Regions from separate parts of the Homo sapiens genome. Here regions 1, 3 and 4 are each linked to region 2. A link is a contact called in ENCODE Hi-C or POLR2A ChIA-PET data. All regions are on one chromosome and are shown on one strand. The core of a region is the stretch at or near the end of the contact, and the rest is flanking DNA. Distances in the headings are between cores, read along the strand shown.

The links. Hi-C counts contacts between places; a loop is a spot of excess contacts on that map. ChIA-PET counts read pairs that join two places held with the same protein, here RNA polymerase II (POLR2A). Pooled maps may share reads with other maps.
Region 1: a loop to region 2 is called in a map with no recorded cell type, with 7 times the contacts of the local background. The contact joins two enhancer-like sites. A Hi-C loop is called at or near these places in 2 of 37 single-sample maps with no recorded cell type and 3 of 50 pooled maps. POLR2A ChIA-PET finds 5 or more read pairs at or near these places in 1 of 52 experiments (activated T-cell).
Region 3: a pooled map shows a loop between it and region 2 (7-fold over the local background). The contact joins two enhancer-like sites. A Hi-C loop is called at or near these places in 1 of 37 single-sample maps with no recorded cell type and 3 of 50 pooled maps. POLR2A ChIA-PET finds 5 or more read pairs at or near these places in 1 of 52 experiments (AG04449).
Region 4: a loop to region 2 is called in a pooled map, with 4 times the contacts of the local background. The contact joins two enhancer-like sites. A Hi-C loop is called at or near these places in 2 of 50 pooled maps. POLR2A ChIA-PET finds 5 or more read pairs at or near these places in 2 of 52 experiments (GM12878 and HEK293).

What each region holds. Positions count from the first base shown.
Region 1 is chr14:68,209,554-68,212,738 of GRCh38, reverse strand. All of the region lies in intron 7 of RAD51B (RAD51 paralog B), which reads right to left. Among named protein-coding and RNA genes, the nearest start is that of RAD51B, 390 kb to the right of the region's middle. RefSeq lists enhancers at 1,531-1,810, 1,981-2,180. Within about 2 kb of position 1,783, at least 16 of the 41 ENCODE cell types and tissues checked have a DNase peak (open chromatin) inside an H3K27ac peak, as active enhancers do.
Region 2 is chr14:67,880,038-67,883,448 of GRCh38, reverse strand. All of the region lies in intron 5 of RAD51B (RAD51 paralog B), which reads right to left. Among named protein-coding and RNA genes, the nearest start is that of RAD51B, 62 kb to the right of the region's middle. Within about 2 kb of position 2,073, at least 2 of the 41 ENCODE cell types and tissues checked have a DNase peak (open chromatin) inside an H3K27ac peak, as active enhancers do.
Region 3 is chr14:68,180,039-68,183,414 of GRCh38, reverse strand. All of the region lies in intron 7 of RAD51B (RAD51 paralog B), which reads right to left. Among named protein-coding and RNA genes, the nearest start is that of RAD51B, 360 kb to the right of the region's middle. Within about 2 kb of position 1,659, at least 4 of the 41 ENCODE cell types and tissues checked have a DNase peak (open chromatin) inside an H3K27ac peak, as active enhancers do.
Region 4 is chr14:68,305,542-68,308,792 of GRCh38, reverse strand. The region is part of intron 8 of RAD51B (RAD51 paralog B); the gene reads right to left. Among named protein-coding and RNA genes, the nearest start is that of RAD51B-AS1, 380 kb to the left of the region's middle. RefSeq lists an enhancer at 2,252-2,391. Within about 2 kb of position 1,777, at least 14 of the 41 ENCODE cell types and tissues checked have a DNase peak (open chromatin) inside an H3K27ac peak, as active enhancers do.

The DNA.
Region 1 (3,185 bases), core at 534-3,033, 330 kb before region 2:
AAATTTGCTGAAGATCAATGTCCTGTGCATTCTGGAACATGTCTTCTTCTTCACTCCATTTCTTCAAAATTAGGATAGTGTCCAGTGCCATTTTCCATTACTATGACACCAAACCCTATTGCTATCATTTCTCATAAATGATGTGATTACACTGGCAAATTCTGTCACTACCCAGTGCTGTGGTTCCAATGGAAAGTCCCCAGTAGTGAGTTAGGAGGGTTCTAAACCAGTCCAAATTGTTCAGCAAACTGCTGACCACCCAAAGGACACACATGGTGGTATTTACCTTGCTGCTGGTGCTGCTGTTGTTGCTGCTGCTAACAGCTCTATGTAAGGCTCTGAGTCAAGTATTTTACATGGATTGTCTAATTTAATTCTCAAAACAGCCCTCTGAGGTCAGTGTAAAGATAATATCCTTTTTAGAGCGGGGTCTTAGGTCATACAGCATGTAAGTGGCTGACCTAGTATTCAAACCCAGTTCAATCAGATTCTAGAGCCAAACTTCCAACCAAGTGCCATATTATCTCCCTTTTTTACTAAATGGCACTATTTCATTGTATGAACTGTACAGCTTGGGTCCAGTCCCAGCCTTGCAGGCACAGAAATTTGACCTTGTCAGTATCCCAGAGTTGAATAGACTTAGGCATGATGCCTTCCCCTGACGAAGTTCACAACAAACTGGTGGAGCAAACGAGAATGCCAATGTGTTGATTTACAACAGTTATGTATCTGTCATACAGACCATAACAATCTGACCAGAGCATTTTTCCCTTTAGAGGGTTCTACTTACAGAGGCAAACTGTAAACACAAGACATCATAATAGGAGGCATTTGCTATAGAACTTGAATGTTAAATTGAATTTCCAACAAAGAAGGACTTGCCAGTGACACTGAAACTTTGAAGACTACCAACATTCACATTTCTATGGACAGTTACTGTGGGTACAGGGCACAACCAGTGTTTGCCTCTGGGTGCTTCTGATGTCGACCAACCCCCTTTCTGACACACTGGTGCATTACTTACGTCTAGGCCAGTCTTTGGCCTAGAGACAATGACTTTCCTTAGGTGACTTTCCACAACTATGCTCTGATATCTGATGGTTTTATATATTAATTTATTTCCCAACCAAGTTGTTGAGTAACCTTCCCCACCATATCTAGTCTACAATCTATAATATAATTCACTCTGGCCTAAGGCCTTTAATTCATTTAAGAAAGCTAGGAGCTCTCCTACTTTCTTATGTTTTATTTTTCTTTTTTCCCCCTTAAAGCCATGTATACCATATTCAGTTGGCAACACAAAAGAGGTGCTACAATAGTGAAGGTGGTACAAAAACAGGACCTGAGATGTTCTTTTCATTCTTCTATCTTCTCCAAACATTGGTTTCAATGGGGAAAGCGGGTGGAGGGAGGGCAATGTGATTAGAGAGATTCTTGCAGGCAGGGAGCAAGGCCCTTGAACTAAAAGTGGAAGTAGCCTTATATTCAGATAAATCAGTCACTAGGCACTGGGTGGGGAGGGGAAAGGGTCACAAAGAATGTTCTGAGCTAGGCCACTTAATGATTTTAGACATGCCTACCTAGGAAATGCACCATGTGGCAATGCTCTTGTTCTGACCACAGCACATTAGTCAGAGAAACATCCTCAGAGAGAAGATCAAGGAAGACAAGGCACATGTTTGAGTGTGGGAACACAACTGACACTAAGTGAAGCTTGACAACCTGAAAATGAAAGTGACTGGAAATGAAGTGAAACCATTCTGTTAGTAAAGAATGGAATGCGAAAATGAAATGAACATTTTAAATAGAGCACACTGCCCTTCATTTTACTTGGTGACTCAGCCTGGGAGTTTCTGTAATACATACAGAATTCTGTTTGGTGAAGTGACCTACTTGCTCTTTGTGGGCGACCATATCGTGAACAGCTGGGGAGTAACTCACTCCACGTCAACATGATACTGATCACAAGCGCATTTCCTTGCTTTTGCAGAGTGCAATGGAGATTTCAAAGCACTTCTTCCCAAGTATTTTCTCCTTTAATTCTCACACAAACTCTGTGAGATTGTTGTCCATTTTGTTACAGGTAAGAAAACTATTTTAAGTTCAGTGTTTTTTCCATGATACTACAGCAGTGGCAGTTACTACTAGAGCTCATGCAGAATTCACTGAAGGCCACCAAGACACAAGACACACACAATGGTCATTCCATCACCCTTAAGTAACCTAAGGCCTGGTCATGTATATACATAGAATGGTATGTTACCATCCCTAATATCTTTAAGATCAAACCCACATGTACAAGAACATTTTTAAGGTAGTCCTATCTATTTGGCTCCAGAGTATTTGAATACTGCAATATAAATACTGATCACCTTTATTTGCTTCAGGCATGGTGTATAAAAATTGTCATCCCATTGAATAAATCCCTTGTTACCTGGTCTCAACGTTCCTAACTATAGAACTATTCTAAAGATATTCCTGGCTGGGTGCGGTGGCTCACACCTGTAATCCTAGCACTTTGGGAGGCTGAGGCAGGTGATTACCTCAGGTCAGGAGTTAGAGACCAGCCTGGCCAACATGGTGAAATCCTGTCTCTACTAAAAATACAAAAATTAGCTGGGCATGGTGGCGTACGCCTGTTGTCCTAGCTCCTCAGGAGGCTGAGGCAGGAAAATCACTTGAACCCGGGTGGCGGAGGTTGCAGTGAGCTGAGATGGCGCCACTGCACTCCAGCCTGGGTGACAGAGTAAGACTCTGTCTCAAAAAAAAAAAAAAAAGGTATTCCTAGAGTATGTTTCGCTCAGACTAATACAGCCTGATGAAATTCCAGTGCCAAATAAGGAAAAAGATCGTGTGCTCATGGAGGAATATTACTGCCTGGCAAGAAGCTTCCTTTAATACCACTTAAAAAGATTAGCAGGAGGAAGAAAATCACGATTACAATAAAAGAATTATCACTAAAATTTCTCAGTGCAATTCCTTTCTTTGATGCCTAAACACAGGACCTTCTATTCTAGCAAGATGGTAGTTAAGGCATGTGTATCCGAAGGGCAGGAGATCCCTAAGTGGGTACAGAATATCTTACAATCATCTTCCCAAAAGTAGATTAAAAGTGGACTGGTGCATTTTTCAGATCTAAATATTCTCCTTTCTCTTCGCCCTCACTTCTGCTCTTTTAAATGTTG
Region 2 (3,411 bases), core at 824-3,323:
AAGAGACTAAAGTATCTGGAACACAGAGAGTAAGAGGGAGAATAAAAGAAAACAAAGAGCTAGCCAAGGCCAAGATCACATAAGACCTTTAGGTCTGTGGTTTTTGTTTTTTTTTTTTTTGCTAAAGTGGTATTTTTTTTTTTTAGCTTTTATTTAGCAAAATAGGAAGCCTAGAAGCAGGAACAACATGATCTGACTTCTTTTTTTAAAAGGACTGCTCTAACTGCCCAATGGAGAAGAGGCTTGGGCAAGAATGAAAGCAAGGAGATCAGCTAGCACAGATAAGAGCTGGTAGTGACCAGTTAAGAGCTGGTAGTGACCTCACCCAGGGAAGTAACAGGTCAAGTGATGAGAAGTAACTAGACTCAAGATATAGTTCAAAAGAGGAGCTGAAAGAATTTCTTGGCCGGGCACGGTGGCTCACGCCTGCAATCCCAGCACCCTGGGAGGCCAAGGCAGGCGGATCACCTGAGGTCAGGAGTTCAAGACCAGCCTGGCCAACATGGCAAAACCCCGTCTCTACTAAAAATACAAAAATTAGCCAGGTGTGGTGACGGGCGCCTGTAATCCCAGCTACTCGGGAGGCTGAAGCAAGAGAATCGCTTGAATCTGGGAGATGGAGGTTGCAGTGAGCCAAGATCACGCCACTGCACTCAGCCTAGGCAACAGAGTGAGGCTCCGTCTCAAAAAAAAAAAGAAAGAATTTCTTGACTAATTGGGTGAGTGTCTAGAAGAATGGAATCACAACTTTATTGAAGCAGAAAAGACAAGATTCACATAAAGGTTTTGGTTATTGGTGTTATTTGCATGTTTTATTTCCTTCATGGGGGAAACAAAAATGCAGTTTTGGACATATCAGGAAATCCATGTATGTAAACCTATCCAAGTTCCATGTCATTACGCAAATGAATATGAATCTGAAGTTCATGGGAAAGCTCAGAATTCAGATATCAATAGGAGTTACAGCCTATAAAAGATTTTAAAGATCATAAGACCAGATGATATTAGGGATTGAGTACAGATATAGAAGAGAAAAGGTCCTAGGACTGAGTTCTGGGATTCCCCAAAGCCTAGAAGTTAAAATGATGAGGAGGATCCAGCAAAAGGGACTGAGAGGAGGAGGTGACCAAGAAGGTAGGTGTAAAAGAAGAGAGAATAGTTCCAAGAAGCCAAGTGGGCTGGGCATGGTGGCTCATGCCTATAATCCCAACACTTTAGGAGGCCAAGGCAGGAGGATCTCTTGAGCCCAGAAGTTTAAGACCAACCAGGGCAACATACCAAAACCTTATCTGTACTAAAAATTAAAAAATTAGCTGGGCATGGTGGCATATGCCTGTGGTCCCAGCTACTCGAGAGGCTGAGGTGAGAGGATTGCTTGAGTCTGAGGGGTCAAAGCTGCAGTGAACCATGATAGCACCACTGTACTCCAGCCTGGGTGACAGAGTTAGGTGAGAACCTGTCTAAAAAAATAAAAAGTCAAGGGAAGAGAGCTTTTCAAGAAAAAGTGAGTGATCAACTCTTTCGAATGCTGCTATTGGGTTGGATAAAATTTTTTAAATCAGTTGCATTATAGAGCTGGAAACTTAAGCCTGGATAGAGTGAACTCAAGAGAGAATGAAAGAAGGGATTTCCACTTTAGCCCACAAAGGATTAACTGGTACATGAATTGCACTAAAATAATAAGTAGAAAATCAGACAGAATACATGAAATAAGAGTTTTCAGGTACTGAACAATAGAAAGCTTGAGACTGTAATCCTTGAGAGAAAGGAAACAAACACAATGAGCTTACAATCACCTCAGTTTGCTCCAGAGGCAGTTTCCAGGCTGCAACACAAGAAAGGGAAAGTAAACAGAGCCTGGTAGACAACCTGAGTTGAGGAGATGGGGATCGGAGTTTGGGAAAGCTAAGGTGGCTAGAACTTATGGGGCAGAGTACCAGAGAGGAAGCAGGTGTGCAGAGTGAGCACTGCAAAGATCTGCAGAGAGGGCCACTTGAGAACTAATCTGCACATGTGTGAAGGGAAACTACTTGAGGTTGAGGAAAGAACCACCAGAAAGTATCAGACTGAACACTTCCTAGTGCCCACACAGGGTGAGAACAGTTCGGGTTTACACAAGGTGAAGAATAAAGAGACCTTATTATACACTGGGCATTGGGCAGAATTTTCAGAAGGATTTTACCTTAGTAGTGAAGCTAAATAAGTTTCAGAATAAAAAACCACAGTCATGTGCTGCATAACGACATTTCAGTCAATGATGCATCACTTATACAACAGTGGTCCCATAAGCTTATATAGTATATTTTTACAATACCTTTCCTTTGTTTAGATACACAAATACTTACCATTGTGTTGTAATTGCCTATTCAATACAGTAACATGCTGTACAGGTTCATAGCCTAGAAGCAATAGGCTATACCATATAGTCTAGGTGCGCAGTAGGCTATACCATCTAGGTGCATGTAAGTACACTGTAGGGTGTTCATACAACAATGAAATTGCCTAACAATGCATTTCTCAGAACATATCCCAATTGTTAAGCGAAGCATGACTGTACCTGGGATTTTTCCATAACAACATAGAAAAGCAACCTGCAAAAGGATCAAACTAATACTAAAATGTACCTTAAAACAAAACCTAACACTCTTGAAAAACATATGTTAAAATCCAGCACCCACCAACAACGTAAAATTTACAATGTTTAACATCGAATTGAAAAATTACCAGACAAGTAAAGGAAGAGGAAAAGATCCATTACCAGGAGAAAAATCAGTCAATAAAAACAGATTTAAAAAATTATATATATGATGGCATTCATGGATAAAAACCTCAAAACGGCTATTATTAATCTTCTACATTTGCTCAAGGAGTTAAATAAAGCAGGGGTTGTCAAACTGTGCACTATGGCCCATTGCCTGTTTTTGTCAATAGAGTTTTATTAGAACACAGACATATTTTTAATATTCTGTTTGACAAAATAGAAGCACTTCTACTACATTCTGAAGTACAACCATTGTCTCAAGGAAAAACATCTGTACAATTGGGTTCTCAGACTAAGAAGTCACTTTTTCCATGGGAGACCATTTTTACTTGAAAGAATGATTGATAGATAAGTTATGGTTTTTCTGACTTAAGTATTTGGTAGACGTTTTCTCAAAATGAGCAAAGTAAGCCCGACACTTCAAGAAAAACAAGTGGCAATATTTATTGCCAATGATAAAATTCAAGCTTTTAATGAAAAATCAGATTCCTAAAAAACTTACATCTGCTACCATGAGTTTGACTGCATCCCAATACTTAAATACTTTTTGTTCAGATCAGTGGAGATACTAATGAAATTTTTTTATATTGAGTAATAAAATGTGTCAACATTTAGAACTCCATAAGACAGTGAACCAATATTTTCTGAGT
Region 3 (3,376 bases), core at 410-2,909, 300 kb before region 2:
TGGCTAGAAAGAAGCAGGCAGAAGTTGGACTTGACTTGCTGAGTCTTCATCTTTCTCCTGTGCTGGATGCTTCCTGCGCTTGAACATCAGACTCCAAATTCCTTAGCTTTTAGACTCTTGACTTACACCAGTGATTTGCCAGGGGCTCTTGGGCCTTTGGACACAGACTGAAAGCTGCACTGTTGGTTTCCCTACTTTTGAGGTCTTGGGACTTGGACTGGCTTCCTTGCTCCTCAGCTTGCAGAGAGCCTATTGTGGGACCTCACCTTGTGATCGTGTGAGTCAATACTACTTAATAAATTTCCCTTCATATATTCATCTATCCTGTTAGTTCTACCCCTCTAGAGAACCCTAACACAAGATGAGAACAAATTAAGTCAGTCAAAATCCCCCAAATAAGAAGTTAACCAAACTAAAATCAAAATCATAAACCAACATCATAAGTTGGAACAAGTGTCAACCAAGGAAAGAAAAGGAATACAGGTCCAGTAATCAACCTGAAGTTATACATCTAAAAAGTGGTGTGGCCAGATTAAGCCCCTAATCTAGGTGGCTCAAAGCTTATGTTCTTTTCCATGTCTTACCTCTCTAGGTGTAGTCACAGAGAGTCTATGCGCCTTAAATCGCTAAGAAACTAGGCATGTTTGCAAATGCCTTAACATTTTCCCCGGAAGGTGAAACCTAAAAAAGTGGTTAGCAAACGTATCTCAGAATTTGTTTCTGCAGTACATGTCTCTTTCAGTTTCTACAATGTGGTGAGGAAATTAAACATCTCTCTGGCTCTCCTTTACCACATGAACACCCATGTGTATGTGGATGCATGCACACACACACACACGTGTATGCATGTGCAAACACATACAATTTAACCATCTTCACTTCAGATGGTCTGACCTTCAAGTCAGGTTACCCATAATCAGAAACTGGAATATATAAAAAGGACATATGAAAAAGAATTTAAATTGAATTGAATATTAAAAGTTACAGAACTCACATATTCTCTGTTCAAGCAAATCCTGCTGCCCTTAACTGTGCAAACACATTTGTCTATAATATGTAAAATCATTACATTTGGAGATAAAGTTAAAACCAACATGTTGATCCAAACTAGTGGGAAACAAACTGAAATGCTTACAGCAGTCAAAATTGGAAAAAGTAAATCACAGAGTTACTCAGTACACTGCATAGCTGTTAATTTAGCTTTGGAAAACTCTCTCTTAAAGGAGAACTTCTAAATTGAAGCACAAGATGGCTTGAATAGAGGCAGTGGTTTGTAAGGGAGGAGGAGATTCCACAGAGTACTGAGACCACACATTAGACACCAAGGCTTCTCAAGCACCTCTTCACCTAACCCACTGTATTCTCATGGCAAAACACCTCATGATGCTCTAGGGCATGGAAACCATAATCTATATAATGCATACATCATTATATTCTTTAGGTGGCAATGGATCTAAATGAAAAATATACATAAATGTACTGTCTTAAAGCCAGTTGAAATTATTAGGCATATAAGATTGGAAAACAGGATGCCTGACTTTTACTCAGAGTTTTTCCAGTGACTCACCGTGTAATTCTGAGGACATAACCCTTTGATCCTTAGCCTACAACCCAGAGAATTTTAAATTGTGCTCCTCCAAACCCCCACCTTTGGAGGCACCCTCTCCAGCTTCTTTTGCCCTCAGATGAAAGGATCTGTAGACATGGAAAATGGTTGTTTGGTGATTTCCCGTAACTTCCTTTCTAGTATTTCAGTCATTCTCCTTTTACATCTGAGGGACACTGCAGAGAAATCACTGCTTTGCATAATCAAAGCCACAGGCTTAAAATTTCACTACTGGAGGGGGCAGGCTGAGAAGGAACAAGTCCGGCTTTAACACCACAAATATCTCCAATTACCAAATGTGGGCAGAAAAATGACAAAAAATCAAGGACAGATAGAAAGGTCCTTGGTATTCTTCAAAGCTTCCCTTTGGGATGAAAGTTCCTTGAGGCTTCCAAGGCAGAAAGCCTGGGCAGTCTGCACACCTGGGGTGCATTAGTGAGCCCTGGACTCGAGGTGAAACAGGCTGAATTTCATCTAGATGCTTCCCACAATCCGCTCTCATAAAACTCAGAGTAATTTACCAGCTTAGGAACATGGCAAGGTATTCATGGAGCACTAAATCTGGGGATTACCTTCCAGAGTCACTGGATAAATCCCACTGCTCATCTTTGTAAATACACCTTCATCTTGATTACCTTTATCTCAAGGGGAGTTTCATTTTGTTTGCTGTGGCACACGGTCAAGACTAAAACCCACCTTCAAATCAAATCATTCTCACACCTCTCCTGAGAAGTCTTTCAAAGAGCATCCAAACATTGATGTAACTAATGGGTGAGTTTTAGCATTAGGCTATGTGCCCTTCTAAATACAAAACACCAATGCCTCTGCTGTTGCTTCCCTTCCCTCACCTGCTATGTGGAGGTGATGATAACTTGTCTTGCCAGTTCCCCCAATCTGTATGAAAAGGAAGTCTCACTGTAGTTACCTGGCAGGCTCTAACCTTGCCACAGCAGCCAGTATGGTTGTTCCTGCCCAGAAAAGCCCTTGGTCTCACATTTCCCTAACTCTGTCCTGTACATCTTGAAGTATAACTCAGCACAGAGCTCACCCAGTCACCCTAATCAGTGCATTCTATACATCTGCTCGCCGTCTTTCTCCATTCCCAGCTACTTAGAGAAGCAGATCATAAGGCAGTAGTTTTGCATTCTGGCTCTGCAATTTGCTACCTGTGAGACCTTGGCAAAGTTACTTAGCCTCTTTTTGCCTGGGTTTCCATATTTGTAAAGTGGCGATAATGACGACAGCTGCTCATAAAGTTGTAAGTATTAAATATATAACCTTATCGTGCCTGAAATGTAGTAAAGCACTCAACAGCATGACGATAATCATGATGATACTTTTTCATTATCAAAGTCAACTACTTTTCTTAAAAAGAGTACTCCTCTACCCCGGCCCTCTCTAACATTTACAATCCCCTCATCTAACAGTGGGCAGAGTGGCCTCCTACTCCCAAACCACAACTAGCTAGAACAAACTGAGCCATTAGTAAGCAGGCTGTAGGATAAACACGTTTGGGCAAAATAATAGATGAAGGCAAAGTAAAGATGAATGTTAGCGCTCCCCAAACCATCTGTGCTCCATCAAACTAGACATTCTAAACACGTAGGCTATGGTTCAGAATCCATTCAAAGTTGGGGTATTTTAAGGTGACAGGTGGCAAAACTTTAACCATTAGGGTGACTTATGGAACTAGGCAATGCTGTAGCCTATACATGTTATTCAGGACTGAGGAATTGTCGGTGCCATAGGCCAAGCTCTAGTCTCAGAATG
Region 4 (3,251 bases), core at 528-3,027, 430 kb before region 2:
AGCTAAACAGTCTCTTTTCTGAAGAAGAAAATGCCTACGGGTGTAGCAAATCTCATTCCCAAACAGCCCTTTTTTTTTTTTTTTTTTTAATGACACAGATATAAATGACAGTGAAGGAAAATTAAAGAATCATCTCAAATCATAGAACTGGGAAGGGACCTCAAGAAATCATCATCTGATTCAGCCTCCTCTAGAAAGTTTTGTTTCTTAAATAATTTTATAAACACCAAGGCATTGTTATTTAACAAGGTCTAAGGGCAGAGAAAAATATTTTATAAATTATTTTCGTAAGCTGCTTGTAGGGCCTTTTATTATCTTAAATAATGACTAAATGAATGAAATTCTTTGAGATTTGGCAGCTTTAAGATTGCAGAGGTTGTTAAGAGGTAGAAATAGGATCCATGTTGTGTCCCTTTGGCAAAAGAAAATACTCATGCCACTGGTTCATGTCCCAAACAACCAGAAACTCACTCTCCATCTTTCTAATTTTTCAGAAATAACCTGTCATGTACATTTCCTTTTCTCTCACTGACAGAAAAGAAGGCATATTGGATAAGCAAATATAATGGAAGAATTCTGATGTGCAAAATGTCCTAATAAAGGGTCCTTCAGGGCAAAAAATACTCAAGTTGGGAGTTATGTAATTCTATCCTTGATATTATTTAGAAAACAACAGGAGAAAATACCATCCACCGTACATTCCTCGAGAACCTCCAATCAAAGGCTCTAGCATGTTTCCTGGCTTCAGACTGGCTATAAATAAATTTAATAAGGACGAAAAAAAAATCACTGCATCATTTACAGTTCTCTCTCAACTCCAGCTGACAAAAATCCAGTCCAGATGTTTGTGTTGCAAGAACAACAGTAAGAGGGTGAGCCTCAATCGTGAATATGAAAGCCCAGAGAGGGTGAGTTTGAAGAGAAAGGGAGAGCTAGGTTGGCAAGGAGGGTGTGAACAAACTTGATTTGATACTAGCTTACAGAAACACAGTAATTAATTTATTTTGTGTATAAGAAATCCAGTTTATTAGCCTTTCCTCTGCCTCATCTCCCTTTTCAAAGCCACTGGAGTTTGGCTGGTGAAGCTTGAAATGGTTGTTCCATAACCTTTGCTTTTAAATTAAACAAATGACTTCAGATTTTGGAGCAGTTGTTGACTCAGGGGAAAGCATGCCATTAAAAGTGTGCCAGAGACAGATTTAATTGGTGCAAGTCCCAAAAACTGCTTGAAGTACAGGCTTCCCACATATAGATTTCAGGGAAATTACTCAAAGGCCGCACAGCTTTGTCAGAATTTGAGATGTGAAACAAGGCAGCTGAAAGACTCCATATCAAAAGGGTAAATTCAATTCAGGAGATATTAATCTGATTACCTAAGTAAGGCTGTGAATCGGATATGCTCCATTGTGTGCTCTCGTTCAACCTGGACAGCTGGAGGAGCCAATAGCTTCCTTTTCTCTGACATATAATTAAGTTTTAAGAGATGATCAGGTTACGGATACAAAGTTTTAAGAAATATATCATTCAGGAGTGGCATTTACAGTGCTCGCCTGTTGCAAGAGACATTGTTCACTTTATTTCCTTGAGCCACACTGGAGAGTGTGTGGATCAGGGCCTAGGGGCTTGGTGTTTGTGTTTCAGGCTACAATAAACGCCCTCTGTGCACCTGCCTGGAGGAAAAACCAGTCCAGCCGCCTCCCAAGACAAAAGCGCCCTGTATTAAGTGCTGAAAACCCAGACATGAACTGACCCTGTCAAATTCCAGATAGGGAAAAAAAAAAAAAATCAATATTTTCATCCAATCCAAGAGGAGCTGTCATGTAGGTTTCTGGATTTCCTTTCTCATCTGCACTAAGTCTGAGCAACAATGACCTGTCAACAGAAGTCATCTCCTTTCTCCTGAGTCTCCTCGTCTTTCTAGATTCCTTCCCTGATGGCACAACCCATTGCCTGGCATGCCATAATCTGCCCTCCAGAGGTCAACGCATTCTCCCACTCTTTCTCTACCAGGTCTTTCCCACTGGAATCTCACTTCGGCCATGCAAGTTCATCTTCTGAAAGAGAACATTACTAACTCATGTGTTTTCAACGAGTTTTCCAATACACACTTGTCACAAACTCTAGGTACATTTAGAATTGCAAGAATGTTTATTAGGCCAGAGGATCAAGGTTATATTTCTTCCATGCTCACTGTGGTTTCCAATGCAAATTGGTCAAAAGATATACTGGGTCACACATACCAATTTCAGATGACTTCCTCTGAGAGAGCTGTTCAGCTTGGGCTTGTTCTAATTCATGTCTAGAATTAATCATGCTTGTCTCAGCTGACCTGCACATTCTCATGGAGAAAAAAAATGATTTCTTACAAATATGAAACCCAGCTAGGTGAAGTTTCATTTGTGAATTTCACCAGAGGCATGGGCAACTTTAACCTAAGTCATGGGTAAATAAACTGAAAAGGACAAGGTGATTACCTGAACTTGAAAGTGCAAGTTGGTTACAGGACCAGAAAGTACTTGTGAATTGCAATCTCCTACTCCTCTAAGCCAACCCAAAATGGAGAGAGAAATTAATTAAATCATGATTTTGATAATTATTTAAAACTGCCATAGACAGTAAAGCTTTGGCTACAAACGTTTGTTAATATATTTGATGATGAATAACTAAACTTTCAAGGTTAACAGTTTTCTCAAGGTTCTTCAATAGCTCCTCCAAACTCTAGCCCAGAGGGGAGGGACGGATGTGGGAACCAAGATGATCAGCACAAGAAAGCCAGTTCCCCAACACGGCCCTTCCACTAGGATGTGCTCGATTGTTTGTGTCTGAAGAGAGGAGAGGAACCAAGCAGCATTTTACTTCATTTGGTGCTCATTAAACAGCTGGCCGAGAAAAACAGTCATCCACCACAGGTACTAAGCTACTTCAACCTATACCATGCTATGATGGCCAGCCTGGCAAGTTCTCAGTGGAACAGGGGACTGGTTAATAGCCTGCCACCTTGTAAGTGGGTCTAACTCAATGATGGAGGTGGTCTGCTGGCTGATATCCAGGCACTGCAGACACAGTGAGTCAGGACAGACCAACCAAGGGGCCCATCTTAGTTCTGCCCTGACATCCTAAGGCAGTGGTCCAAGCCTCCATCACAAAGATCATGATGATCTCTCCTTTCTGTGAATGCCTCTGATATTAAAAATCTGCTTCTCTCATCCTGGCAATTCATTAGATGCTGTACTACAGTGTGACTTCAACTG